Linked DNA regions of Homo sapiens: region 2 is linked to region 1. The links are chromatin loops, found by intact Hi-C in ENCODE. Cell type or tissue: Calu3. All regions are shown on one strand. Each heading gives the region's core, and the rest is flanking DNA. Links, peaks and the distances in the headings are about the cores only.

Evidence for each region. Hi-C counts contacts between places; a loop is a spot of excess contacts. Peaks named below come from ENCODE experiments on the same cell type or tissue, not always from the same donor. Only the 100,000 strongest peaks of a DNase experiment are listed, where the experiment ranks them.
Region 2: it touches region 1 in a loop (2.1-fold over the local background); 2 of 110 quality-filtered maps call a loop at or near these places.

The regions. Positions count from the first base shown.
Region 1 is chr1:229,148,557-229,163,691 of GRCh38, reverse strand. It overlaps LINC02815 (long intergenic non-protein coding RNA 2815), which reads left to right and starts at 8,967. Exons shown (of 5, transcript NR_186727.1): 1 at 8,967-9,122. RefSeq lists enhancers at 534-1,034, 1,035-1,535, 3,428-3,928. In Calu3, for the core only: a CTCF peak has its summit at 6,690; a DNase peak (open chromatin) is centred at 6,671.
Region 2 is chr1:228,921,860-228,936,994 of GRCh38, reverse strand. It overlaps LOC124904539 (a long non-coding RNA gene), which reads left to right. Exons shown (of 3, transcript XR_007066920.1): 3 at 5,061-7,002. Among named protein-coding and RNA genes, the nearest start is that of RHOU, 190 kb to the right of the region's middle. In Calu3, for the core only: no CTCF peak of the experiment used is centred there; a DNase peak (open chromatin) is centred at 6,384.

The DNA of each region.
Region 1 (15,135 bases), core at 3,046-11,045:
TACCTGCAGGCACCTGGCATCATATCAGCTTGCTGGGTGACGGGGGCTACACAACTGTGGTCCCCAGGGGCCAGACAGCCTCCTGCTTTGCACATCCTGTGGAATCTTCAGAGGCAACAAATTGGAACAGGAAAAGAGGTGTTTTTTTCATGAAACAAGCATGTGTTCTGTTTAATGAGGAGAATTCGAGACTCAAGCTGGGGAGAGTACGTGAACTGACTTCTTGACAATGTAATTATAACTCATTTTTCACTACTAAATTGAAATCACTTAGCCAGGCACTGGCCCAGTTTTGGTGAGCGTAGGGGAGCAGCAGCCTGCCTCTGCCTGCCAGCAGTGGATATGAGGCTGTCTTTGATGCTGGAGCACCAGGGGAGCACGCTGGTGTTGGAGAGCCTGCCTGCATTAAGAATATTCCTCAGAAATGGTGTACAATTGGTTTTTATAAATATTTACATTTGGTTGACATTATCCTATCAGAACCGCTGCATTTCTGACTGATCTCGGAGTGCCCCTGAGTGCTGCCTCTTTTAATTTCCTAAGCAGTTGTGCTTGCTTCGGCAGCACATATATTAATTTCCTAAGCAGTTAATTGTCTGTAAACTGTAAAAGAAGAAGGCTTCCTAGTTGAGGCAATAAGCTATTTTAAGTGAATCCTTTTGCAAAACAAAAACTCCTTTTGTAGTGAAGAAAATCTCCCCTAATTGGTCCCTGTGGTAAATGGGATTTCCCTTGATGTCTATAATCTTTTTTTTTTTTTTTTTTTTTTTTTTAAGACAAAGTCTCGCTCTGTCGCCAGGCTGGAGTACAGTGGCGTCATCTGAACTTACTGCAACCTCCGTCTCCTGGGTTCAAGCAATTCTCCTGCCTCAGCCTCCCGAGTAACTGGGACTACAGGCGCGTGCCACCACGCCCGGCTAATTTTTGTATTTTTAGTAGAGACGGGGTTTCATCATGTTGGCCAGGATGGTCTCGATCTCCTGACCCCCTGATCCGCCTGCCTCAGCCTCCCAAAGTGCTGGGATTACAGGCGTGAGCCACCGTGCCCGGCCTACAATCCTTAATGCCGTGGAATTCATGCCTCGTCTACCTGGTTCCTGAGGAGGCAGACACCTGGGGGCAAAGCAGGGCACTGGGGAAGTACCGGTTCTTCCTGCTCTCACATAATCTGCTTGGGAGTCCCGGGGGGTAGGTATTATTATCCCCATTCTGCAGGTAAAAAAAGTGCAGCTCAGAAGAGGTAAATACATGTCTGAGGTCACACAGCAGGTCAGGGCTGTGCCAGGAGTCAGTCCGAGGTCACTGTGCCATGCAGACTGGAAGGAGGCCCCAAGAGCTCAAAGCCCTCCTCCTGGTGCCCAGGTCTTTCCATGAAAAAACCACCTTAAAGGGGGACTTTGTGTATGGATTTCTAGGCCACACTCACTTTTAGCTCCTTGAAGCCCTTCTCAGCATTAAGTTATCTTATCCTTCAAAACAGGTAGATAGAGCTGGGTACAGTAGCTCAGGCCTGTCATCCCAGTGATTTGCGAGGCAGAGGCAGGAAGATCACTTGAGCCCAGGAGTTGGAGGCCAGCCTGGGGACATAGCAAGACCTCATCTCTAAGAAAATTAAAAAACGTAGCTGGGCATGGTGGCACATGCCTATAGTCCCAGCTATTTAGCAGGCTTAGGCAGGAGGATCGCTGGAATCAGTGAGCCATGACTGCACTGTTGCACTCCAGCCTAGATGACAGAGTGAGACTCAACTCAAAAAAAAAAAAAAAAAAAAAAAAGAAAGAAAAAGAAAGGAGATGGGTTTTCTCTGGATGAGTGTGCTGGGGTGGTTCCACTGTGGCATGCAGGACTGTGGCTCAGGGTTTCTCTCCTGCCCTCTTTGATGCCTGGGGCCTGTGCCAAGTCACCTTGACCCATTTTAACCAGCAGCTTGGGTTAAAGTTCTTAATGACCAGGAGATATATATATATATATTTATGTATTGCATTTTATAAATGCTTTAAATACAGTCATAAAAAATAAGCTTCAAATTTACAAAAACCAAGACAGTTAAAGCTGATGGGATGGGAGTTATATTTCCATGTTCAAAATGCTAACTTAACAAAAAATTTCCTTTAGATTCATTTAACTACCTAAATGTTTGCAATGTGGTTATGTTTCTAAAATTGGAATTAGGTCGGGTGTGGTGGCTCATATCTGTAATCCCAGCACTTTGGGGAGGCCGAGGTGGGCAGACCACCTGAGGTCAGGAGTTCGAGACCAGACTGGCCAAGGTGGTGAAACTCCATCTTACTAAAAATACAAAAATTGGCTGGGCGTAATGGTGGGCGCCTATAATCCCAGCTACTGGGGAAGCTGAGGCAGGGAGAATTGCTTGAACCTGGGAGGTGGAGGTTGCAGTGAGCCGAGAGAGATCATGCCATTGCACTCCAGCCTGGGTGATCTCAAAAAAAAAAAAAAAAAAAAAAAAAAAAAAGGGGGAATTAAGTTTTTATTCAAGTGGGTTTTATTAGATGTAATTTATCTGGCATCAAACTCTTGTATAAATACTAGCATAGCCAGCCCAGATCTTTCCAAACTATGTTGTGTGCAACAGTAGCACCCTGAGATGTTATTGAGGCATTCTTCAAAAAAAAAAAAATGTAATATAACCAGAGCACTTGTGAAACAATGAGTCAAAAAAAGTTAAATACTTAATTTTTTTTTTTTTTTTACTGCAGGACTCCCTCTAAGATTCTAATATGCTAAATAATATATATTTGTATTAGGTATCTATTGTTATGTAACAAATTATCCCAAAACTTTGTGGCTAAAAACAACAATAAATATTGATACCACTCACAGTTTCTGTGGGTCAGGAGTGTGTGAGCAGCTTGGTTGGGTTGTTCAGGCTCATGGTCTTTCCTGAGGTTGCAGTTGAGATGTTGGCTGGCACTGTATTATCTGAAGGCTGGTCTAGGGCTGGAGGATCCACTTTCAAAATGCCAGGCTTTTTGGTGGGAGCCCTAAGCTCTTTTCTGTGGGCCTCTCTTGACAGGGCTGCTTGAGGATCCTCATGGTATGCAGGCCAGCCTCTCCCAGAGAACAAGGCAGAAGCTGCAATGCCCCACAGGAGGGAGACTTGGAAGTCAGACATCATCGCCCCTGCCATACGGTCTTAGTCCATTTGTGTTGCTATAAAGGAATACCTGAGGCTGGGAAATTTATAACAAGAAGAGGTTTATTTGGCTTGTGGTTCTGCAGGCTCCACAGGATGGTGCCAGCATCTGCTTCTGGTGAGGGCCTCAGATGTTTCCATTCATGGAGAAGGTGAAGGGGAACAGGCATCATATGGCCAGAGAGGAAGCAAGAGAGAGGAGGAGGAACCAGTTTCCATGGGAACAAGAGTGAGAGTTCACTCACTCTGTGAAAATGGCACCGAGCCATGAGGGATCCATCCCGGTGACCCAAACACCTCCCACCAGGGCCCACCTCCAACACTGGGGAGTCAAATTTCAACACGAGATTTGGAGGGGATAAGTATTCAAACAGTATCACATAATCTGTCAGTCACACTTACCAGCCCTGAATTGATGTGAGAAGGGGACCCTACAAGGGTGTGAAGACACAGAGGCAAGATCTTTGGGGGCCACCTGGAGGCTGGCTATCATGACATCGTTCAGCCTTAAGTAGAGGTTATGATGTAATTTTCCCCAAACTCACTTTACCTCAGATTGTCACAAAATCCCTTTGTTTTCCAATTAATGAGTATTCCTGGTATGTGTTGACCTCCACTGTTCCAGCCCAGGTTGCTCAATTCAACCTGTAGCTTGGGGTGAGCCACTGCCTACTGCCCTGCATGGTGTCAGGAGACTCCTTTGTATCATGGTGTGTGTGTGTGCATGTGTGGGGTGTGTGGAGTGCACGGTGCAGGCTGGCGAGGGATGAGAGCTCTGGGGGCACAGCCTGAGGGCAAGGAGCTCCTAAGCCCTTAAACTGCACCCTCCAGGGGTCCCTTTCCTCACTGCAGGGCTGCGTTAGTATCCACCCTGGACCACTCTCTCCCTCATGGTCACTGAGTACCCTAGAGTTGGAGCTTCTCTCCACTTCTTGGTTTCTTCCTCGCCTTCAGCCACTTTGCGCCTGGGTCCACCACTTCTCCTTCATATGAAAGCTGTCTTCCTGGCTTTTTTTTTTTTTTTTTCATAAGAAGCTATGGTGGTCAAATAAGAAAGAACTTTTAGAACAGGATTCTAAAGCCTGGTGTGGTGGCACATACTTGTAATCTCAGCACTTTGGGAGATTGAGGCAGAAGGACTGATTGAGGCCAGGAGTTTGAGACTGTCTGGGCAACATAGTGAGATCCCCATCGCTACAAAATACTTCAAAGTTAGCTGGATGTGATGTGCACACCTGTAGTCCCAGCTGCTTGGGAGGCCGAGGCAGGAGAATTCCTTGAGCCCAGGAGTCGAGGTTGCAGTGAACAACAGAGCAAGGCCAAAAAACAGCCAGAAAACAGCAGCAAAAACCCCCCAGGATTCTGAGTTGTTCATGGCAAAGGAAGTTAGTTCTTCCTTCTTTGCTGTCAGGAAGGCTCTCCCCACAAACACAACTGCCTGGTCAGCACTTCTTGGGGAAGGTCTTTCTTTCTCCCTGCCCATCCCAGAATGGGTTAAATCTAAGGCAGGAAAAACGAGACAAAAAGGACTGGCGTTTTCACATTGAGTTAGGTTGAGTATTGCCCTTCTACCCTGGAACATTGCTTTGATCACAGGCCTGTCTGTGTGCATCCCCTCCTTGGGCAGAACTGCAGCCTTCTGAGTAATCAAGCTTCTCTGAAGTGCTCTTACCCTCATCCCAAGAAATCATGTCTTTCCTGCTTCACTTTAGCAGTGACCTTCCCACCACTGACGTGTACCTTTTATAACTGCAATTGTCTTGCGTATTTCTGCTCTAAACTTGGATCAGCCATGTGCCTGCTGCCCCTGTCCTAGAGCAAGTGTGAGGTCATTGAATGAGCATCTGAAACTGTGGCCCTGACGTATGGAGGCTGGCAGGCAGGGGTCCTGAAGCAGTTGGGCCGAGGGGCTGGAAATGTGGCATGCCAACTCCTTGTTTTTCCAGGAACTTGCAGAGTGCGTAGGGGAAGGCCCATAAACTGCTCAGTATTGCAAGTTACCCCACGCTAGAATGGGGAAGAAAATACAACTACATTATTGCGGTCATCACTGAGCACGTGAGGTGGTGGTGAGTGAGCATCTTTGCAAAGCAGAGCCAGGCAGGCAGGGTTAGAGTCTCTTTCTCCCTCTCTCTCTCGGATGATTTACGTTTCCATCCACCTCACTTAACGTGGCCTCCTGGGCAAAGCTTACTCATTTGCAGATGTCTTTTTCCTTGTATCATTTCCTTCCTTCTCTAAAGAGCAGATTTCCATCTGGGTGTCTGGTAAGAGGGAAAAGGGAAAATAGTTCCTGGACTGGGTGGTTTTGGAAGTTAAGAGCTCCCTCCTCTATATTGTCAATCTTCAGACCTAAAGGACATCACTCTTCTCCCTTCACACAATTGGTGATAAGCACCAGTGTTGTTATGACAAGGAAAAAAGGGTGGTTTCTAATTTTGGCAGAAAGAATGAAGACTGACCTTGTCAACAAAATGCTTATCAGGGAGTTTTAAACTCTTTTGTCAAAGATCTGACTTCCCAACTAGAGGGCTGCCCTCACCCTCCTCTAGTAAATCTGCTGATATTTTCACTTGTTGATACATTTTCCTAAAGTGCTGTGCCATGATTTTCCCCTTGATTGTCTCTTGGAGATACTTAGTATATTTTTCCTGAGTGAAGGATGAAACCCCTGAGGCCTGGAAGCAAGAGTTTAAGTAAATTACTCTAAAAGACTCTTCCCTGGCTTACTGTGGCCCACCGATGCCTCACCGCTGAAAGCAGCTTCCCATGAAACTCAGGGATGGTTGGATGGGAGACAACCAGAATGCCATCAGGCCACTCTGCTTCTGGAGCTCAGGCCGTAAAAGAAGAAGTGGTCTCACTGCTAGCCTGGGCAAATAGATTCCAGGGCATGGGAGGAGGCACATGACTTTCTGGTAGCCATACGAATTTTGGAATACAAGAGCATTCCAAAAAAAAAAAAGGAATATTCTTTATTCCAAAGCAAAACCAGTTGTTGGAACTGGTTTGCTCCCAGATTTTCAGAACAGCATCTACCCAGACCCCAGGTAGATGGTTGGAGGGGGTGGTTTGGGGCAGAGTGACTCCTGCATTACCTGAGTTACCTGGGCCAAGTGTACAGGTCTGCAGGCCACTAACCCCCAATCTAAGTTAGTGAAATGTCTTAAACCATCTGTGATCCCTTGCCAGAGCCACTGGGTGTCCAGGATACAGCTGCAGAGTGGCTTGTTGGGAAGGTTATGCCTGTCTCTTTATCTAGGTGGCATGCCCCATCTCTGGGTCCTGCCCCAACCCCTCACCCTGCCTGCCTTCTGCATCTGTCACTCTGTGTTATGGTTGTCTGTCTCCCTTACCACATGATAACTGGCTTTAGTGCAGGAAACCTGTGTGTGTTTATCTCTGTGTCCGTGGTGTTTAAAACAGAACCTGGCATCTGGTAGGAACCCAAAATATGTTCCCTGATAGAATGAGGGAACAAACCATTGTCCTGCAGCAGAAAAGCAGCAGGTGTCACTGTCCCCATGAACTCAGAAGGGTTCAGCCAGAGCTCTTCCTGAATTTTAGAAAGACCTGGGACCTGGTAGCAGGTCCATGTGCCGCATGGGATGAAGTCAGTAGGAGCTGGTGGGAGGCCGGAAGGAGGAGAAGGAGAGAAATAAACAGGGGTAGCAGAGAAGTCCTCAGTTCATCAGGAAAATCTTTATCCATGAGTTCAGTGAGCATTTCTTGTTTTCCTTGGAATTCCAGTTGTAATAAGATGCCGGCGAGTGTTGCAAGTGAGTGATTATTGAGGGTGGGTAAAGGCCTATTAGGGCTTCTCGCAGAAGCAGAAATTATTTCCTCCTGGCTGTCTATCCCAGTTTATCAATAAAACCAACAGTAGGAAGGTGGCTGCTGGGGTAGTGGGAGGCCCCAGGGGAAGCAGTCAGACCATTACTTGGCATAGTCAGGGCTATAGATGCTGGAATCGCTACTGAGCACTTGCCCCCAGTTGGTTCAAATCTTTTCTATGCAAGACTGTTTTTGCAGAGAAGGGAAACTGATAAGAAAAACAGCTCATATTAGGCATTTAGCAAATGAAGAAAGGAAGATGACTTCCAGGTCTCAGCTGATTCAAGATCACCTCTAACACCAGTGCCCGTTCTGCCCTGTTTTTAGGAGTGAAACTTCTTGGTTAAAAGAGATCTGATATTGTATCCTAACACAGAAAACAATGTATGTGGGGTTGCTCTGGCAGAGTGAGGGTAGGATCCAGAGACCCACCCTTGGCCTCAGTCCTCCTCCCTTACCGCCAGCCCCTCTAGCAGGCAGCTGACCCAGGAGCTCGGCTGGAGACCCACTGCCCAATCCTGCCCATTGGCCTCCCTCCCTCCAACTTTTCTTTTATTTTTATAGAGATGGATTCTTGCTATGTTGCCCAGACTGGTCTCAAACTCCTGGCCTCAAGCAGTCCTCCCACCTCGGCCTTCCAAAGTGTTAGGATTACAGGCATGAGCCATCGTGCCCAGCTAGAAATCTTTTCTTGTTAAACCAGTTAATGGGTACCTATGGTTCCTCAGTATTTTTCTTCATGTAGTCTGGTTAACAGACTTTTCCTCCTGTACTTCTCAGGCACTTTAAACTGAGCATGAAATGGTAAACCTACAACCTTGGGAAGACAGCACTTTTTCCAGGGCAGTTGCTATTTGGCTCTGGTTTTTAGAGCTGGGGGTGGAGGGTGGAGAGGAAGAGACTGACATTGAGGAAGAGACAGGAAACCATCGCGGATAGGAGACTTCTGATTGGCGCAGGCGGGTCCTCCAGGGAGCCATCGGCAGTAGGATGTACTTCCCCCTTCTCGGCGCCAACAAGGTCTGTAAATCTCTTTCTACCATGCTGTGTGTCAGCCACAGCCTTTTCTCCAGCAGTGGCTGTGTCATTGGGGATTCACAGAAATGCACACTCAGAGGAGCACAGAGCATTTAGCTTCCAGGACTGTCGTCATTTGTGCAGGTGCAGGACCACCAGCAGTCACACTGTGCTCCTGCTTTGACGATGTAGTGTGGTTATGAAGGAAAGTTCTGTACTTCCACAGCTGAATTCTGAGCTAAAACAATGGAGAACTTAACAGTTTCTTCAGCCAGCCTGACCCTAGACATAGAAGATGATCCTGACTAGATAGAGGACAGAGCCAGATGAAAAAGTGACATGCCTGGACAAACCAGGGCTGGGTCAGTGGCCGAAGGCCAAGGGGGATAACAGAAATAGGCTTGCAATGCAGTTTTGTATGTGCAGGGGCTGAAATTGAAGTGCAACTATAGTTCTCTATGTTTAGCCTAGTTGTTCAATAACTTGCTGAAATTTTATGCTATAATGTGAACTCAATTCTGTTCACCTTATCACAGTGTTACTTTGCAAAGTCATGAGTTAAGAGAAATTCCCCATGTGTGTTGGGAAATGAAAGCAACTGACTGACCATGGATCCCCCCTCATGTGTCCAATGGACAACTCCTTGGGCTTCCTGGGAGAGATGAACCCAGGGAGCAGTTCCAAGGACAAGAGGACTTTATTACACGGCAAGACTTTGGTGCTGGCCTCTTGTGCCATTCTCTGGAACTTTGCTAAATCACGTGGAACAGGAGGCCCTTCTTCAGCATAGACTCTACCAGTCCCGACAGCTTCCTTCCCTGCATCACTGGCAGATTTCTTTTGGGCTTCCCACAATGAGTGGAGGGGAAGAGGCTTAGATCCCCAACCTATAAAGACTAGAGACAGGAGGAGGGGCCAACACCAAGGGAGGGAATGAGGAGACAGTGTGTACCAGAGGCTGCCCTTTCTCAGCTTCCTGCACCTCTCCTTCCTCGTGGGTAAAAGGATGTCCACAGAGACTGATGTTCCAGCTTCTGTGTCTACTGTGGTGGGCGCTCCAGCACTGGGCATGGTTCTGAGGCCAAGCATTTTACAGCAACGCTGTTCCTTCTTGGAGGTAGGGTTCGTCCCAGGGGAGCAGCACATGCTTTTTTTTGTTGATGTTGTGTTATGGAGGGGAGGTCCCTGGCCCAGATGGACTCACCTGAGATTTCTCATCTTTGTCTCAGTGGTGTGGTTTGGTTGAACATGGTCCCTGTGGAATGGCCCAAACTGGAGACTATTGCTGCTTGGACATGCCACACCTATTTGTGCCCACAGAGGGCTCTGGGGGAGAAGGATTTCAATGACTTAGTAGCTGTCCTCATAGGTTCTTCCAATGCCCAAGGGCTCCCAAGGGCCCTCCATAGAAACTGCAGAATCCACAGGATCTGCTGGCCCTGGAGCTTGCGTACACTTGCTCAGACAGAGTGAGTGCAGAAGGCACCATTTACAGGCACGTCTTGTTTTATGGTGCTTTGCTTTATTGTGGTTGGTAGATACTGTGTTTTTTACAAACTGAAGGTTTGTGGCAACCCTGAGTTGAGCAAGTCTATTGGTGCTATTTTTCTAACAGCATGTGCTCACTTCATGTCTCTGTGTCACATTTTGGTGACTCTCCCAATATTTCAAAAGTTGTCATTATTTTTATGTCTGTTATGGTGCTCTGTGATCAGTGGTCTTTGAAGTTACTATTGTAATTGTTTCATGGCACCGCAAACCATGTCCATATAAGACAGGGAACTTAATCAACATGTATGTGTGTTCTGACTGCTCCACCCACCGGCCATTCCATCATCTCTCTTCCTTTCCTTGGGCCTCCCTATTCCCTGAGATACAACACAATTGAAATTAGGGCAATTAATAATTCTATTAATGGCTTCTAAGTGTTCAAGTGAATGGAAGTTGCACCTCTCTGACTTTAAATTAAAAGCTAGAAATAATGAAGCTTAGCACGTCAAAAGTCTAGAGAGGCCAAAAGCTAGGCCTCTTGTGCCAAACAGTCAGGCTGTGAATGTAAAGAAAAAGTTCTTCAAGGAAATTAAAAGTGCTACTCCAGTGAACATACAAATGATAAGAAAGCTGATACAAAGAGGTTTGAGTGGTTTAATAGAAGAGCAAATTAGCCACTACATTCCCTTAAGCCAAAACCTAACCCAGAACAAGGTCCCAACTCTCTTCAAATCTATGAAGCTGAAAGAGGTGAGGAAGCTGAAGAAGAAAAGATGGAAGCTAGCAGAGGTTGGCTCATGGGGTTTAAGGAAAGAAGACATCTTCATAACATGAAAGTACAGGGTGAAGCAGCAAGTGCTGATGTGGAAGCTGCAGCAGTTATTCAGAAGAACTAGCTAAGATATTTGATGAAGGTGGCTACACTAAACAGCATATTTTCAACATATATTAAACACCCTAATTGTATTAGAATAAAATGCCATCTAAAGTGTTCATTGCTATAGAGAAATCAATGTCTGGCTTCAGAGCTTCAAAGGACTGGCTGATTCTCTTGTTAGGGGCTATTGCAACTTGTGACTTTAAGTTGAAGCCAATGCTCATTTACCATTCTGGAAATCCTAGGGCCTTTAAACATCATGCAAAATTGACTCTGCCTATGCTCTATCAATGGAACAACAAAGCCTGGATGATAGCGTATCTGTTTACAGCGTGGTTTACTGAATATTTTAAGTCTACTGGTGAGACCTACTGCTCAGAAAAAAAGATTCCTTTCAAAATATTACAGTTCATTGGCAATATGCCTAGTCACCCAAGAGCTGATGGAGATGTTGTTTTCATGCCAACTAACATAATATTCATTCTGCAGCCCATGGATCAAGGAGTCATTTTGAACTTCAAGTCTTATTATTTAAGAAGTATAGTTTGTAAGGCAAAAGCTGACATAGATAATGACTGATTGATTGATATAGGCAAAGTAAACTGAAAACCTTCTGGAAGGGATTCAGCATTGTAGATGCCATTATGGACATTTGTTTTCACAGTTAAGACATATGAGAGAGAAAAAAAAGAACATTTGTGATTCATAGAAGGAAGTTAAAATATCAGCATTAACAGGAGTTTGGAAGAAGTTGATACCAATCCTCATGGATGACTTTGAGGCTTCAAGACTTTCATGGAGGAAGTAACTGCAGATGTGGAAATAGCAAGAGAACTAGAGTTAGAAGTAGAGACCAAAGATGTGATTGTATTCTTGCAATCTCATGATAAACGTTCAGTGGGTAAGGAGTTGCTTCTTATGCAGGAGCAAAGAAAGTGGTTTCTTGAGATGAAATCTACTCCCAGTGAAGATTCTGCGAACATTGTTGCAATTACAACAAAGGAATTAGAATATTATGTAAACTTAATTGATAAGGCAGCAGCAGGGTTTGAAAGGATTGGCTACAATTTTGGAAGAAGTTCTACTGTGAGTAAAGTGGTATCCAACAGCATCACATGCCACAGAGAACTCTTTCGCGAAAAGAAGAGTCAATCAAAGTGGCAACCTTCATTTTTGTCTTATTTTGAGAAATTGCCACAGCTACCCCAGCCTTCACTAACCACCACTCTAATCGGTCAGCAGCCATCAACATCCAGGCAAGACCCTCCACCAGCAAAAAAATTATGACTTCATCAACACCCAGGCAAGACCCTCCACCAGCAAAAAGATTATGACTCGCTGAAGGCTCAGATGACCATTAGCTTTTTTTTTTTTTTTTTTTTTTTTTGAGACAAAGTCTCGCTCTGTTGCCTAGGCTGGAGTGCAGGGGCATGATCTCGGCTCACTGCAACCTCTGCCTCCTGGGTTCAAGCAATTCTCTGCCTCAGCCTCCCGAGTAGCTGGGATTACAGGCGCCCACGATCACACCTGGCTAATTTTTTTGTATTCTTAGTAGAGACAAAGTTTCACCATCTTGACCAGGCTGGTCTTGAGCTCCTGACCTCATGATCCACCCACCTTGGCCTCCCAAAGTGCTGGGATTACAGGAGTGAGACACTGCACCCGGGTGATCATTAGCATTTTTTAGCAATAAAGTTTTTGTTGTTGTTATTTATTTTTTTAAGAGTCTAAGTCTTGCTCTGTCACCCAGGCTGGAGTGCAGTGGCATGATCATAGCTCACTGCAGCCTTGAACCTCTGGGCTCCCACCTCAGCTTCCTGAGTAGCTAGGACTATAGATGTGCACCACCACGCCTGGCTAATTTTTTTTTTTTTTTTTTTTTTTTTAAGAAACAGCATCTCACTATGTTGCCCAGTCTGTCTCCGACTCCTGGCCTCAAGCGATTCCCTCACTTCAGCTTCCAAATTGCTAGGATTACAGATGTGAGCCGCCACACCTAGGAAGCTTTTTCTAATTAAGATATTTACATTTTTTTAAGATGCAGTGCTACTGTACACTTAAGAGACTACAGCATAGTGTAAACATAACTTTTATATTGCACTGGGAAACTAAAAAACAATTGGTGACTCACTTTATTGTGATACTCTCTTTATTTCAGTGGTGTGGAACTGAACATGCACGATCTCCGAGGTAGGCCTGGGTGGGGATATCTTGCAAGACAGGACTGATCTCCTGTTTAAAGGCATCTCCCAAAACTCCTATTTTTATATTCGGATTGTGCTTTAGACATGTCAGAGATCAACTCGACCTGTCAGAATGAAGACAGGTGTGTTTTTGACCCTGAGCTGAAATGCCTCCTTCCCACTTTTAGGCCCAGAGGATGTGGACTATAAGTGAAGCGATACCCTAACCCTTCGGAGGTGCTGTACCCAGGCCTTTCACCTCTGTGCTCCTCAGTCTTTCTGGGGAGGAATGACATGGCTGCTGAGGCCCCTTCCCCTCAGGCCATCTCTGGCTCTGAAGGCCGAGAGCTTTGGAAGGAAGTTGAGCACCAGGGATCCAGAGCCTGCCTTCCTCGGAGGGGCTCATTGTCCTCCTGCGAAGCCAGATGGTTCACGTGATGGGGAGAGTGGCTGAGAGGATACAAGTGGCACGGGGAGGGGGTGGTCACCAGCCATCTCAACACAAGGGAAAGGCTGCGGGTATTGACTTGTCCTTTCTTTTTCAAATTAACTTTTTGTTTTTAATTATTATGGGTACATAACAGTTGCTTGTATTCATGGGGTACCTGTGATGCTTTGATACAGGCATGCAATGTATAGTGGTCAAGTCAGGGTAATTGGAGTATCCATCACCTGAAGCATTCATCATTTCTGTGTGTTAGGACATTCTAATTTCACTCTTTTAGTTATTTTAAAATATACAATAAATTATTGTTACCTATGGTCACTCTATTGTGGTACTGAATACTAGATCTTACTAATTCTATCTGACTATAGTTTTGTACTCGTTAACCATCCTCACTTATCCCCCCGCCCCACTACTACCCTTCCTAGCCCCTGGCAACCATCATTCTCCTCTATCTCCGTGAGTTCAAGTTTTAAAATTTTTATCTCCACATAAGTGAGAAAATGCAAAATTTGTCTTTCTGTGCCTTGCTTATTTCACTTAACATGACTTGTCTTTTCTCCTTAAAATCTCTCAGAGCCAGAGAACTTCTAAGGATGGCAGGAACCTTAGGGACTGTCTAGTCTAGTGGCCCCAAAACTTAGTAATGTGCCAGAATCATTACCTGTGGGCTTTACGAAGGGGGATTTCTGAGGAAGCAGAGTTCCAGGGATACAGCCTGGTTCTGAGGGCTGAGCCAGTGTGGCTCTGGGCCAGCTGAGCCACTTGGACACCATGGGAGTGAGGTGCTCAAGGGCACAAGTTTTACAGCCAGAGTGGATTTACCACTTGCCAGCTAGAACCTAAGACAAGACACTTAGCCTCAGTGTCCTCATCTGTGAAATAGGGAGAACAGCACTTAACACTTCACAGGGCTGTGAAGATGCTGTGTGGATGATACTTTGTGTGATACTATTTGAGATACTATGCATGATGCTATGTGTGGGATATTAGGTATGAGAGAATATGTGTAACACTGTGTGAGATACTCTGTGTAATACCATATGTGAGATAGATACTAAGTGAGATACTATGTGAAATAGTCTGCGTGATACTATATGTATGATACAGTGTGTGAGATATGATGTGTGATGCTGTGTATGAGATACTCTGTGTAATACTGTGTGTGGTGCCGTGTGTGATGCTGTATGTAAGGTACTCTGTGATACTCTGTGAGATGCTGTGTGTGAGATACTTTGTGTGATGCTGTATGTGAAGTTACTCTGTGATACTGTGTGTGAAATACTCTGTGATACTGTGTGATGCTGTGTGTGAGATACTCTGGGATACTGTGTGTGATGCTATGTTTGAGTTACCCTGTGATACTCTGTGTGATACTGTGTGTGATGTGGTGTATGAGATACTCTGGGATACTGTGTGTGATGTTTTGTTTGAGTTACTCTGTGACACTCTGTGTGATACTGTGTGTGAGATACTCTGGGATACTGTGTGTAATATTCTGTGTGAGATACTCTGTGATACTCAGTGTGATACTGTGTGTGAGATGCTCTGTGATACTCTGTGTGATGCTGTGTGAGATATTCTGTGATACTCTGTGTGATACCCTGTGGGAGATGCTCCGTGATACTGTGTGTGATGCTGTGTGTGAGCTACTCTGTGGTACTCTGTGCAACACCCTGTGTGAGATGCTCTGTGATGCTGTGTGTGATACTCTCTGTGTGATGCTGTGTGTGATACTGTGTGTGATGCTGTGTGTGATACTCTCTGTGTGGTGCTGTGTGTGATGCTGTGTGTGATACTCCGTGGTACTCTGTGCAACACCCCGTGTGAGATGCTCCTTGATGCACCACAGTGTGTGAGCCACTGTGCACCGCGTGTGAAGGGCTGGGCATGGCGTTTGTGCATGGTGAAGGTTGTCATCTGCTGCTGCTCCATGGAAAGCGTGTGGGGGAAGATGCCATCAAGACAGACAGGTGCCCTGGTTGTCCTGCGTTCTGTCCTCAGAGGAAAGTGAGCTGCTGTAAGAAGTCTTATCATGTGAGTCTGGACACAGAGGGAGTGATTTTGTGTTCCCAGAGGAACCCTTGCTCTGGATGTATTGCTTGAGGAAGTGGCCCAGGACTCCCAGTGCTGT
Region 2 (15,135 bases), core at 2,868-10,867, 230 kb after region 1:
AGAGAGACAGTGAAAATCACCGAGAGACCAGGCTCTGCCCGGGCTGGCCATCTACCAGCCACCCAGCCATGGGATGCTGGACAGTCCTCAGGCTTCTCGGGGCCTCTGTTTCCTCACCCAGGAAATGAGCTCAGGCCAGAGGGACAGTTTTCAGGGTTTTCAATTTTTTTTTTTAAAGCAGCAGAAACTTTTCTTTAAAATAAACCATGAGCAGAGCCCCAGTACATTAAAAAAAAAAAAAAAGTAGAATCTGCCTGGTGGAGTGGAAGTGGGGACCCAGAGGCCTTGTGTGCCTTGACCCGAGGATGTGTTGTTGGGGCCGCACTTTCAGAGGGGCACCCAGCACCCTATATTGGGCCCACAGGTCTACATCTGTTCCCATGTCCCAATTTAGCTGTAAGTCCTTGCAGGCAGGGGCTGTCCTAGAGCACTTGGGGTGGCCAGAGCCCAGCCCAGCACCCTGCTCACACGCTCTGGTGACATGTCATTAGTAGAGGCAACTTGCGCAGGTCTGCAGCAACCTCCATTCTTGCCTCCTCAGAAGAAAAAATTCGACTGAGGGGCATAAGGCAGAAGAAAAGACCAAGGCAAGTTTTAGAACAGAAGTGAAAGGAAGTAAAGTACACTTGGAAGACAGCCAAGCAGGCAACTTGTGAGGTCGAGTGCAGGGTTTGACCTTTGATTTGGGGTTTATATGTTGGCACGCTTCCAGGGTCTTGCATTACTTCTCCTCTGATTCTTCCCTTGGGGTGGGCTGTTCGGGTGGGCTGTTCCCATGCGCAGTAACGGTGCTTGAGAGCGGGGCATGCACAGTGTGTTTACTGGAGTTGTACACATGCTCACTTGAGGCGTTCTTCCCTTACCAATCTGGCATTCCTAGAGGAAGGTCATATGCCAGCTAAACGCCTCCATTTTGCCTCTTAGTGCGCATGCTTGAGCCCACTCACCCAATCCCCTGCAACCTTATCGGGAAGCAGCTGATCACCAGCTTCAGGTGTTTTCTGTTTATTGGGAGACTGCCTTTCCCTGGTGCTGGCTGTGCCCAATTATTATTTTAGAGAGACAGTTAACAACAACCTGATCATCACCTGATGGTTGTCTGACATTCCTGGTGTGTGTGTTGGGAGAGCCCCTCCTGCCCTGCTCATGCCTGGCTAGCTACCTCCCTCATCAGTACTGCAGTGGGAAGAGGCAGCCGGTAAGTCGATGAGAAGTGCCTCCTCTGCAGCAGGGCTTTCAGTCTTGTACACTTCACGGGGTGGCCGGTTTTCTATTTTTCCAAAGACTGGTATTAAAATAGACAATTGTCCCTACTGCAGTCACCTGCAGTTATTCAAATAAAGGGCATTTTGGCAATAGTAAAATGGCTTGGCCCTTGGGGACCACTACTCTAGAGCCACTTCCGGTCATTTGCTTGACCTTGTCATCTGCCTGTCTTTGCAAGTGAGTTCGCTTTAGGCTGACCTTTGGTCCATGGTGGTCCAGGTCTGCCTCCTCACAGCCCTCAGGCGTGGCTGGCTGTGACTCATCTGAGCCTGGAGTGTTGTCCTCTTGGTGGGCACTGATCACTGTGACATCTCTGCCTTTGGTCCAAAGTCCTGTCTGTACTTTAATAGAATATGACTACTGAATCTTGACCTTTGGCAAGAGAGGCCTGGGGTGATTTAAAGTAAACAAAACAGCCCTTACCACCAGAACCTGCCCAGGGAGGCAGGGACAGAAGTAAAGCAGTGTTCTGTCCTCAAGCTGGTGGCGACACAGAAAGAAAGCCAGAAAAAGCAGCCCCACAGTGTGTTAACTGAGTCCTCACAAAGTGCTGCAGGAACCCATTGGTGGAAAGAGTTCCTTGACTAGCGTTGAGGGAGAGGATGTGCTTGTGAGGGGACCAGGGAAGGCTGCTTGTAGGAAAAACAATGTGATGGTCCTTTCATTTATTAACTTATTTATTGATTTATTTTGTAATTACAACTTTACTTTAGATTCGGGGGGGGGGTGGTGCATGTGTAGGCTTGTTTACATGGTGGGCATATTGCATGATGCTGAGGTTTGGGATACGAATGATCCTGTCAGCCAGGTAGTGAAAACAGTACCCAGTAGTTTGTTCAACCCTTCTCTCCTCCCTCCCTTTCTGCCCCCTCTAGTAGTCCCTAGTGTCTATTCCCATCTTTATATCCATGAGTACGCAATGTTTAGTTCCCACTTGTGAGAATGGCGGTATTTGATTTTCTGTTCCTACGTTAATTCGCGTAGGATAATGGCCTGCAGCTGCATCCATGTTGCTGCAAAGGACATGATTTCATTATTTTTATGGTTGCAATGGTTCTTAAAGGCTGAGGAGTCTGCCAGGCTAAGTGGAGGGGACACCCAGCAGAGGAGGAAGAGCAAGTAGTGGCATGAAAGACTGTCAATGTCAGTAACTTTGGGAGAATGTGTCTATATCATTTTTTCAACTAGACCATTTTCTTTAAAGTGTGGTGAAGGCGCCACTCATAAATATCCTGTCTGCAGAGCCCTTAGACCTAACTGTTATATGTACATGCCAATTTGCTGCCAGAAACTAGTTTTGGTGGCCTGCACTTTGCAAATGACAGGCCCGTCACTGCAATGTGGCAATGGAGGTTTCAGGTGGAACCAGGACACTTGGAGCTATTTTGACAGAAGCCTTTTCTCCCACAGGAGGCCCACCTTGGCAGTAGTCCTGAAGGTAAAAAGAACTCTGGATTAAGGTGTCTGTATGATTTTCTGTAGACAATCAGGGTCTTGGGCTGCTTGTGGGAAGTTTCCTGGAATGGCACAATCAATTCCAGGGCTCCACCTGAAGCTTCAAGCCCACTTTCCAGGATATGTAGCCCTTCTGCACATAAAGCACCCTGCCAGGCATTGCAGGGCGTCTGGGGAGAAAAGGTCCTTGAAGAAGACTCCAACCCCATTCTCCAGTAGGCTGGGATTCAGGAAGGGCTGGAAGACAGGAGTGAAAGTAAGCATTCCATGCAAGAGGTCCAGAGTCCAGTGAAGACTCAACGGCACTTCCAGTTTGTAAACGTGGAAAGAAAAGGGAAGGCAGGGTGAGCTCTGGGTGTTGAAAGAGATTGGAGTGGGCCACAGGGAGAAAGGGGGTGGAGAGGAGTGCTCCAGGTGGAGTGAGGGAATGGTGGGAGTGAAAGTTCATAAACAAGGATAGAGGGAGAGCTTTTCAACCTCCTGGAATTGCCAAGTATCTTTCTCCTAAGGGCTAGGAACTCCCTGGCAGCCTGACTTCTTTAGGAGATCCCTCCACTGAATTCTCCACGCACCTTCAAAATCAGTCCAGTCTGAGGTTTAAATGGTAAATCATGTGATTGAATCAGCAGCAACAGACTGGCCAGGAACACCTTTGGAATATGCAGTAGAGACTGCCCTGCATGACCTGGGGTCTCTGGGGCAGATGGTTCAGCCCAACAGCATTCAATGTTGCACCCTGGCTCTTGAATAAGCACTGAGTTGATGGTGGTGATTCTGAAGGGCTGTTATGGATTGAACTGTGTCTGCCCAAAAGCTGTTCTAACCCCAAGCACCTGTAGATATGACCTTCTTTAGGAATAGGGTCTTTGCAGATGATCAAGTTAAGATTAGGTCATTAGGGTAGACCCTAATCCAGTATGACTGGTGTTCTTATGTAACAGGGAAATTTGGAAGCCAACCTGTACAGAGGGAAGGCTTGTGAAGACATGGGGCAAATGCCATCTATAAGCCAAGGAGTGAATGCCTGAGGCTACTAGAAGCCAGGAGAATGGCCTAGAACAGATTCTCATTCACGGTCCTCAGAAGACACCAACCCTGCCAAGACTTTGACCTTGAACTTCCAGCCTCCAGAGCTCTGAGACCATACATTTCTGTTTAAGCCACTCTGTTTGGGGTACATTGTTAGTAGCAGCCTTGGGAAACAAATACAGGGGTGTATTAGTTTATTATAAAAAAATCTTCAGGTTGATGATAAGTATAATTATGAAGGCTCAGCACTAGATGCTGTGGTTGATTCTTGAGATAACCACCAAGATCCCCCACATCTCCCACTATCAATTTGTGTTAGTTCTGTTCTATATGGGACAGTGGAATGAGTAATTGGCATCTCATACTTGGCACTTTTGGCCAAGCATAATCTGATAAATCCCTCCCCAGAAAAATGCCCACACATACACTCGAAAAAGGCACAGACTTCTGCACTAAATTTCTAGTGTCTCATGTGCTGGCACACTAGTGTAATAAGTTGAGAAAACAAATAGTAGTGATGGCTCACTGTGATGTACCAGCAAAATCTCAGAAGGGAAAGCCAACAGCAGTTCACTGGGGTCTCGAAGGGCTTTGGCAGCAGGCCTTTGTGATAAATGATTCAGGGTTATTGCTGGTGATTAGGGATGTACCCAGAGGAAGTTGGTGTCCATTCCGACATACGCAATACAGGTATCTGATGTGCACCTGGCCCCTGCCAGGAAAGCAGGGGGCTGTGTCTGAACTGATCCACAGATGCCCGCTGACTTTGTTGTCACCCTTCCCATCAGAAGGGGTGAGCACCAGCACGGTATGAGCAGAGCAGAGGTGAAGCTGCCTCGTTTGCTCTGTGGCATGTGGAGCTGCCCTCCCATGGCTCAGGATCTTCCTCCAGGACTTCAATTTAGTTTGCTACAAGAGAAAATGAAAAGCTCTTAGTAGACAAGTCCAGGAAAGAGCTCACTGGTTTTCAACTCTCCAATACACCCCAAACATTATTTTGCACATGTGATCAGGAGCACTTACCCAAGAGGGTCACTAGGCTGGCCCTTGTCCGGCTTTTCTCTGCCTATCTCATCTGGAGATGCCATGCTAAGTTGTAGCAAATGCCAGTGGACAAACAGATATTCCACAGCATTCTTTCCATGGGCAACGACCACATGGGAATAGCCCCATTCTAAATCACTCATTGTCCCTTGAAGCTAAAAACAGTCCAACAAATAAAGTCACTTTTTGGTTTGCATAACACTAATTTTCTCCAAGATAATGTTAACAGCTCTGCACCTGCATCTCACCCCAACTTTTGCCCACAGCAGCCCCTGGATCTCACCTCAACTTCTGCCCACAGCAGCCACAGCATCACTACCTGATCCTCTTCAGGAGGAGTGGTCTGTGTGAAGAGGAGAGTGACAGGAAAGGGGGACAAGTCTCCAGGGACTCAGGGACTACTTAGTAGAAAGTGTCCTTATAGGTGGTTTCCTAGACTTACATCTGACCTCCACCATTGATTTGGTCGCCATCCACAGAAAAGGGCAAAGGGACAAAATAGAAATCGAAATCCAGCGAGCGAAATGTGATGATGAGGGCCTCATCACCTTTGGCACACCGTACTGGCTCTGCTATACTTGATACTGTCCATTTTCCAATATAATTGGGGAAAAAATATGGTGATCAGATGCCCGTCACCCACACCAATCTCCCTGCTGTGGGCTGAGTTGTGTCTCCCCAACATTCACACATTGATCTAACCCCTGGGACCTCAGAATGTGAATGTATTTGGAGATAGAGTTCAGTCACCTTTATAGAGGTGATTGAGCTAAAATGAAGTCATTTGGGTGACCCCTAATCCCATATGACTGGTTCCCTTAAAAGAAAAGGAGATGAGGACACAGACACACACAGAGGGAAGACCACGTGAGGACACAGGGAGATGACGGCTGTCTGCAAGACATCGATTTCCAGCCTCCAGCACTGTGAGAAAATAGATTTCTGTTGTTCACACCACTCAGTCTGTGGCACTTTGTTAGGGCAGTCCTGGCAAACTAATACACTCCCCTTAAGTCAAACTTGGATATACCTAACATTTGTAAAGAACGGTTACTTCAAAAAAAAAAAAAGCTTTTGTAACCATTTTCTTTTGGATCCTTCCAACAACTCTGCAAGATATCACAATGGTTATTTTGCAAATGGAGGAACTGAGGCTTAAGAAAGTAAAGGAATTTACTTCTTGTGCAGCAATAATGGGCAGAGCTGCGGGACTGGAGCTGCCCTTGCCCTCTGCTCTCCTAGCAATTTTCTTTTATGAGCAAACCTACACGGTGTAAACCTCCTGGGCAACTGTTCTTTTCTGCACACTTCACTATATGAACGTGGAACATTTATAGAGATAGCCTGTAAGAGCTGAATTCCTGCTGCCTCTAACTCCAGACACTTTCGCCTGAATGTGTACTTCTCACTACTGATAAACCCGTGACTCAGCTGGAAATCCTCGTGGTGAAGGAACTGAACACAGAAAACACACATTCGTAAAGACCAGGTGTGGAAGTCTCCAGCCCTGTTTGCACCGCAGCAGACAGGGACACCACAGCCACACGGTACTTGGAAACCCGAGCTTGAGATGATTGATGGAAGTGTTAAAATGCCAGAGCATTTGGGGAATGTGGTATGGGCAGTCCCAGAAGAAATGGCCCTGCTCAGATGCCATCCTGTGGGGTGCGGCTTAATGGGGCCACTCACTCATCTGGGATGTGAAACTTTGAAGACAAATACCTGTTTACTTCATTCGCCCCAGATTTTATACATGCTTTTTAAAAAACAACTTTATTCATGTATAGCTAGGATAAAATGAACAGCACATATTTAAAGTGCCCAATTTGATGAATTTTGATATTGGTGTACATGTGTGAAACTGTCATCACAATCAAAATAACAAACGCCTCCATCATTTCCAAGTTTCCCCATGTCCTTTGTAAGCCCACCTTGCTCCCCCTTCCCCCACACAAGCCCAACCTCCCATCCCTTCCCAGCAATCATTGATACGTTTTCTGTCTCTATGGCTTAGTTTGCATTTTCTAGAATTTTATATAAATGAAATCATACAGTATGTGTTATTTTTGTCTGGCTTTTTTTTCCATTTAGCATAATTACTTTGAAATCTGCCCATACTGTTGTCTGTATCAATAGTGTATTCCTTTCATCTCTGAGTGTCATTCCATTTTGTGGAAATGCCATAATTTGCTTATTCATTTGCCTGTTGAGGGACATTTGGATTGTTTTCCATTTTGGGCCATTACCATAAAGCTGCTATGAACATTTGTATACGTGTGGACAGATGCTTTTATTTCTCTTGAGTAAATACCTAGAAGTGGAATGGCTGTATATTTAGCTTTGCAGAAACTGTCAGACTATTTTCCAAAGTAGTTGTACTATTTTACATTGTTAGCAGCAGCGTAGAAGAGTTCCAGTTCCTCCACCCACTTGTCAACACATGGTATCGTCCATTTCTAAAGTGTTACCACTACTAGGTGTGTGGTGGTATCTCAATGTGATTTTCGTTTGCATTTCTCTAATGACTAATGATGTTGAGCATCTTTTAATGTGTTTATTTTGCCTTTCATTTATCTTCTTTGGTGAGGAGAGTGTGTTCAAACCTTTGGCCCATTTTTTTAAAGTTGGTTTATTTGTCTTCTTGTAATTGAGTCTTAAGAATTCTTCACATATCCTAGATCCAAGTTCTTTGTGAGATAGATGTTTTGCATTTAATTCAGTAAGATATATAAACAAGAAAGGCTTATTGTGAGTCCCTGAACCATGCTAAGAGATGAAATAGGTACCATTTGTTCAACATTAAGTATAAATTATACATACAAAAGCTACATATATCCCACAGATGAATTACTTTTCATCTCTCCTTAATGGCACTAGTGGCTCTTAGCCAGATGGGCTGAAAGAAAGCTCCCTGTCCCTACCTTTCCAAGTATTCTTTATTTCTGGCCTCTTGTCCCTGGGGTCCTTTCCTAATTCCACACCCCACTCTGATCCACACCGGCAGATGGACAACTTTGGAGGCAGTAATTACCAACGTCTTTCAGGTGGAGTCTTCATCAGCCACCCATCCTGCACTGACTCATGTCAAGGAGGGGCAGCTGCCTGGAACCCTGTTTTCTCCCCACTGCTAGAGGCTGGGGCTCTTTCTAGATTCTCCTGACTTCATGCAGAAAATTACCAATGTTTTGGTTGTGTTACCTCAGTGATTTTTTTCCGCTGATTAAAAATTAACTCCCTCATTGCTACCAAACCTCCCTTCCTCAGGGCACCAGCTGGGTGGTTGCTGCTTAAGGATGAGCAGCGACTTCTGAGCAGCGCAGAATCACCCCCTAGCTTACTTCTGTCCTGGAGACCCTCAGCTGGGAGCCCACAACGCTAGTCTGTGCTCAGGCTCCAGAGCTTTCCTCAGAATTGATTCTAGAACCCCAGAGGCAGGCCTGAGGGAGACGAGGAGGGAGAGTCCCTGGGCAACGTGCTTCCTGAAAGCACATGTCAGAGTGAAAGCGTGTCCTTATAAGTGGGATTCTCACAGCAGTGGAGTGACTTTGCACAAGACACTTTACCTCTCTCAGCCTCCCTTTCTTCATGATAATGATAATAATCCTCACTACAAATCTGTATTTCATCACAGGACAATAGGAGAAATCTGGCCATCTCATACACTAGGCCTCCCCAAGTCGCTGTCATCTCTTTGCTGGGTTGTTGCAATCACCTCCTCAAAGGCCCCACTCCCACATCTGCAGTCTCTCTTCATACTACAGCCAGGAGGCTCTTTAAAACCAGGATTTTGTCACCAACTTGTCAAAAACCCTCAAATGGTTTTCAGTCTGACTCAGAGTAAAAGCTAAGGTCGACACCATGAACTGCAAAGCCCCGCAGGATTAGATGCTTGCAGCCTCTTACCTCTTAAGCTTTCCACCTCTCTCCTTCCCTTGGCCATGGCCTCCCTCTGTGTGGTCTGGCCATTCTGCTTCATGAGGGCCCTTAGCACAGACTGCTCTCTCCACAGCGTCTCCCCTCACGTGTCCACCGGGCTCCCTCTCTTCCCCCAGCTTTCTGCTCAAGTGTGGCCTTCATAGGGCTGCCTTCTTATCCTCCCTTTCCCTACCTCTTTGCTTTATATTACTCATGGCACTTGCCACTGCATGATGTATTATATGTTTATAAATGTCCCTGGTGTCTGCCTCTCCCCAATAAAGCACAAACACTGTAGCAGCAGGCACATTGCCTATCTTGTGTACAGTTATGTTTTCGGCCTTTAGAATAGAGCCTGGCACACACTAGGAGCTCAATACATATTTGTTGAATGAATAAATAAATGTATCTAGTAGAGTGACCATATAAAATGTTTGCTTTCTTTCCATTTCTTCCTTCTCTTTGAAAGTGATTTCTGTAGAATGGAAGATAAAACAATGTGGGAAATTTCCGGGATAAAATGCAAAGAGTGTTCACAAGTGTTTTAAAATATCATTGGAAATTCACATGAATGTCTCTGGAAAACATAAGGGCTCTTTACATGTGCAAATGCACTCCACCAAACATGACAGAAGTTGGGAAGTACATTGTGAACAGCGTCTGGGAAGGAAGGGACAATAAGCGTGAGCAACTGGGCAGCCAGGAAAAGGAGTGGCTGAGAAAATGAGGGCTCCTAACCAAGACAAGGGCAAGGGGAAAAGATGGGAAAGAGGCAGGGGAGGGAGACACTGATCATCCCGGATGCTGAGAACATAAATTCCCAGCAGACCAGGAGGTGGGGTGGGGGTGGGGTGGGGAGTTTGTGGAGAGTCTTTTTGACTGTAAGCCAAATAGTCAGTGCTGGGGCCCAAACGGAAAGGATTTTACTTCTCTAGGACCACAGGAAAGGAGTCACTTAGCCTGAGTAGGTGGACACGGGACTGAGAACCAGAGGGTTATCACTAAGGCCATAATCAATATGGGCGAGAACCCAGGTATAGCTGCCAGAAGAGGGGATGGTACAATGGAGTGAGGCGGCTGCTCCCCTGGGGACACTGCCTCCATGCCTGGGCACCGAGGAAGGGACATCCACCATGTGCACAGGAGCCAGGGAGACGTCACCACTGGGGACACTGCCTCCATGCCTGGGCACCGATGAAGGGACATCTACCATGTCCACAGGGGTCAGGGAGATGTCACCGCTGGGGACACTGCCTCCATGCCTGGGCACCAAGGAAGGGATATCCACCATGTCCACAGGGGTCAGGGAGACGTCACAGAAAAGGGGATGCTTAGAGAAGGAGGAATTCACAGAGCACACCAAATGAGATGTAAGAAATGTCTACCCATTGGAAGAGCGCTGCTACTTCCTAGATCCAACTGATATCTTGCTGCACTGCCAGACAGCTTACCAAGTGGAATCACCATGGTTCTTTCTCTTGGCCATGTGTTTTCACTGGTGTCATGCAGAGGCTACCACCATTTGAGGAATATGAAGTGAAATTTTAAAGGAAAACCAAAGTAACAGGAAGGTTACCTTTAATGGTATTAGGAAAGATTCTACTCGTGAGAACATTGAACCTTAGAGTGACTTTTTAAATCCTGTATCTTCCATTTTGTTTTCTTTTGCATGCTTAAATTCCCATTTGTCTTGTGTCTGGGACATCTACCCTTGAATAACTCACTGTTGTCTTCAGTCAACACACATGAAACATGCCCCGTCTTCCTTCCCACTTGTCAAAACTACAACAGCTTCCCAACTGGCCTAAATCTCTATCATGTCAACACAGCTCACCTAAATAGTCTATTTTGTTCTTGGGTTTGTTTCTTTGTTTTTGAGATGGAGTCTCACTATGTTGCCCAGGCTAATCTTGAACACCTGAGTCCAAGCAATCCTCCTGCCTCAGCCTCTCAAATAGCTGGAACTACAAGTGCAGACGACTTCCCCGGCTCTAAATAGTGTTTTTATGGTGTCCTTTCACCATGCCTTTTCCCTCCTCACAAGCCTCAGGACTGCTCCCTTACCTACAGGGTAGGAAAACACCTACCTTCTCACTCACACACAGCTCCTTCTTAAAAACTATGCTTTCACTGTGAATATAGTGATGAACAATGAGCTATGGCTTTGGTCCTGTGACATAAAGTCTAGGGTGGTAGGGTGATATTGAGCAAATACTAAGTATTCCATAAAGAAATAATCACAAATTATGAAAACAAAATATTATGTTAGGAGAATCAGATTTTGATGGGGGGTTATGATTAGGGAAAACTTTTTTGAGGAAGTGACTTTTGGGCTGACACATGGAGGATGAGCAGAAGTTGGCCAGGGAAGGACTAACAGAAGGGATGTGCAGGGCACCACGGTGGGGAAGCCCTTGGCCTATGGGAGGAACTGATACAAACCCGAGGGGCTGGAGTGTCATCTATTAAGGAAAGAAGGACAAAAGGTGACACTGGAGAAAGAAGCAGGGTTGTGTTAGCAGCAGCGAATCCATACAAGCCTTCAGCAACTTAAATTCTTGCCTCCTCAGAAGAAAGAATTCAACTGAGGGACCTAAGGCAGAGGGAGCGTCTGAGGCAAGTTTTAGAGCAGGAGTGAAAGTTTATCAAAAAGTTTCAGAGCAGGAATGAAAGGAAGTAAAATACACTTGGAAGAGGGCTAAGTGGGTGACTTGAGAGATTCAAGTGCGCTGTTTGACCTTTGACTTGGAGTTTTATACATTGGCCTGCTTCTGGGGGATTGCTCCCTTCTCCTTGGATTCTTCCCTTGGGGTGGGCTATCCACAGGAGTGTGGCCTGCCAGCACTTGGGAGGGGCCCCGTGCACAGAGTGTTCACTGAAGCTGTGCACATGCTCCCTTGAGGCATTTTCCCCTTAGTAGTTGAGTGTTCCTAGAGGAAGGTCATAGACTAGTTAAACTCCACCATTTTGCCTCTTAGTGCATGTGCTTGAGTCTACTTGCCCAACTCCTGCAATCTTATCAGGAAGCTGCCAATCACCAGCTTCAGGTGTGTCTATTTTAGAGAGACAGCTTAACAACCGCCTGACCATCACCTGATGGCTGCCTGACATTCCTGTGGGGGGTCCTCTCCTGCTCTGCTCATATCTGACTAACCATCTGCTGTAACCACACAGGGCCTTCCAGACTGGATAGGGGTTATAGATCTGCTTGCTGCTGAAGAGAGGATGACTTGGAAGCCAGGAGATTTTAGGAGGCTATTTCATAAGTGAAAGGAGAGCAGGTGGTGGGTCGGACCCAATGGAGAGCAGGAGATGGATGAAATGTCTTAAAGGTGGAATGAATGGGATAAATAGGACATGGTGGTGGATTGGATGTAGAGGGGATGGAAAACAATGTCAAGAAGGGCTCCCAAATTTCAGACTGCTGAATAGAGGTGTCATTTTCCAAGACACGGAAGACAAAAGAGGAGTATGTTTGTGGAGAACGACCCAGCTTAGTCTCACGCAGGTAAACCTTAGGGTACTGGGGGTTCCATCTTTCCTCCTGAGATTATTATACCCATGTTTACAGTTTCTGTCACTCAGATGGCAGTGAAATTGCTTCACTTTCCAGAATGTACATGTGTTTTCTTCCAAACAAGATAAAATGATTAAAGGAGCAGGGGCTTCATCTGCCAGCACACACACGTGAGTGTGCCTCACACTGTCCAGCAGCACCATGTAGCGTGCACCATTAAAGGACCTTGTAAGAATGGGTGAGTCATATTGGACTATAAATGTTTAGCCTTCAAAGCACTGTGAAGTGAGAGGTGATTATCATTATTTTTCAGGAGGAGAAATCTAACCTCGAAATCACTGCATTTTAAATTATGACTTTCTAACTCACCCCAGGCTTCGGTGATGTTTACATGAAGCAGCTGTTCTATGTAAAGATCCTTGTACTAACTACTGCCCTAGGCTGTGACAAAGGAAAAGTCACAGGCAATCTCTTTCTAACCCAGGTCTCACTCAAAATTCCCAAGTTATGTTTTTTGCAAATGGTTTGAGTTTGCCTCTATGATAAGAAAATTTCATTTGATTAAAATGAACCACAGGAAACAATAGGGCCTCTATGAAGTTAGGGAGGCTGGGTGTGATGACTCATGCCTGTAATCTCAACACTTTGGGAGGCCAAGGTGGGAGGATTGCTGGAGGCCAGGAGTTTGAGACAAGGCCTGGGCAATATAGCAAGACCCCATCTCACAGAACTAAATATATATATATATATATATTTAGCCAGTTGTGATGGTGTGAGCCTGTAGTCCCAGCCACTCAGGAAGCTAAACTGAGGGGATCACTTGACCCCAGGAGTTTGAGGAGCTATATTAGCACCACTGCACTCTAGTCTGGGTGACAGAGTAAGACTGTCTCAAAAAAAAAAAAAATAGAGAAATTATAGGACTATGGGACAGTGCTAAGCATAAGTTCATAGATTTTAACTCCTCACTCTAAAGAAGTTAGTCCCAGGGTGGAAGACATCATGCCTGGCCTCAGCCCAGCAGCCCCAGGCAAGGTCCAGTGCGGCCTGGGGTACTGTGGGGGCAGACCCACAAAAGGTGACATCTCCCCATGGCCCACAGCCGATGGACTTCCAGAAGGAGTGTATCGTCCAGCAATTTTGCGAGTCACCCTTATGCAGTTTTTCCCGAGCAGAGAACAGGGAATGGGGGATGCAGGTGGTAGAAAAAAAAATAACCAAAACCACTGTCACAGGTAAAGAAAGATTAAGGATGCCCGCATGTATTAATTTCCTACCACCATCCATTTACTTCACATATGTTGGCCTCTGTTTGCCTGTTTTCCTGTCTGCAAGATACAGATAATAATAGTATCCATGTAGTGGGTTTGTTGTTTGAGAATCAAATGAGCTACTACATGGAAAGCACTTAGAATCGCCACTGGCACATCAGAAGTGCTTGCAACATGTTAGCTTTTATTAAGAGGACTATCACCATCATCATCATCGCCACCATCTCCCACCACTGACAGATTCTTTTATATTCATTTTTTAGATAAGGAGACTGAGGTTAAGCGCACATCAGTCAGCATGGGTTCTGTTATGTTGCACTAACAAATAACCCCCAGCTTCAGGTTATGGACAGCCAGAGACACTTATTCTCACTCATGCTACATATTGGCTCCATGTCCTCTTCCACCCAGAACCCAGGGTGAAGGAGCAGCCCTTCTCTGCGATATCCTGCCTTTCTCACAGCAGATGATAGAGATGGAGGAACCAAGTTTCTACTCCAAAGGGACACATGTCACTTCCACTGTCATCTCTTTAGAAACACAGTCACCTGACAAGCCTCATGTCAACAGCACAAGGAGTATAATCTTTACCCAGGGATGACTCCATGGGAAAGGGCAGCAAATATTTTAACAATCACACAATCTACCACAAAGAGTTTCAATAGCTCACCCAGGGTCACACAGATTTTTAAAAGCCAGGATTCAAAGCCACTTCTGACTAATGCAAAAGTCTTTCTGGGGTCCTGCCTGGCTTTTCCTCCCTTCGTTTTAAGCACATTGTCTTTATGATTACAATCTTCTATCCTTACAATATTTAAAATATAGCAACAACAACAATAGCAAAACAGCAACAATAGCATTTTGAATTTTTTTTTTTTTTTTTTTTTTTGAGGTGGAGTCTCACTCTGTTGCCAGGCTGGAGAGCTGTGGCATGATCTCAGCTCACTGCAACCTCCGACTCCCTGGTTCAAGGAATTCTCCTGCCTCAGCCTCCTGAGTAGCTGGGATTACAGAGTTGGGATTACAGAGATGCACCCCAGCGCCCGGCTAATTTTTGTATTTTAGTAGAGATGGAGTTTCACTATGTTGGCCAGGATGGTCTCGATTTCCTGACCTCGTGATCCGCCTGCCTCGGCCTCCCAAAGTGCTGGGATTACAGGTGTGAGCCACTGCGCCCCGCGCATTTTGAATTTTTAAACTAGCTTTTTTGCAAAGAATCTCAAATTGCAGAGAATCTCAATCCTTACCCCGGGGTCAAAAGCTGGCCAGCCATGTTCGAGATTCCGGCCGGTTCTTTTTCAGCTGTAGTTTAGGATGCTGCTTCTTTGGTTTTCTGGCTTGTGAGATGGGGATAAGTCCATAGCTTCCATTTCAAGAATTTACTGAGCATTTACTATATTAAAAGCCTTATATTAGTTTACTTCTCAAGACTGTGTCAAAGAATAAAATCACAGAGATCATCACTGAAACCCTGCTCATTGGTAGCTGGGTTTATAGGTCCTTCAGTGAACCCACTTAATAAGTTGTGTAATCACACACACAAAAACCTAGTAATTTAAAAATATGGAAATGTACATTTAAGCTCTCTTTCAGTCTTAGATTCATGAAGCTTTCATATCTTCTACAGACTATTTTCAC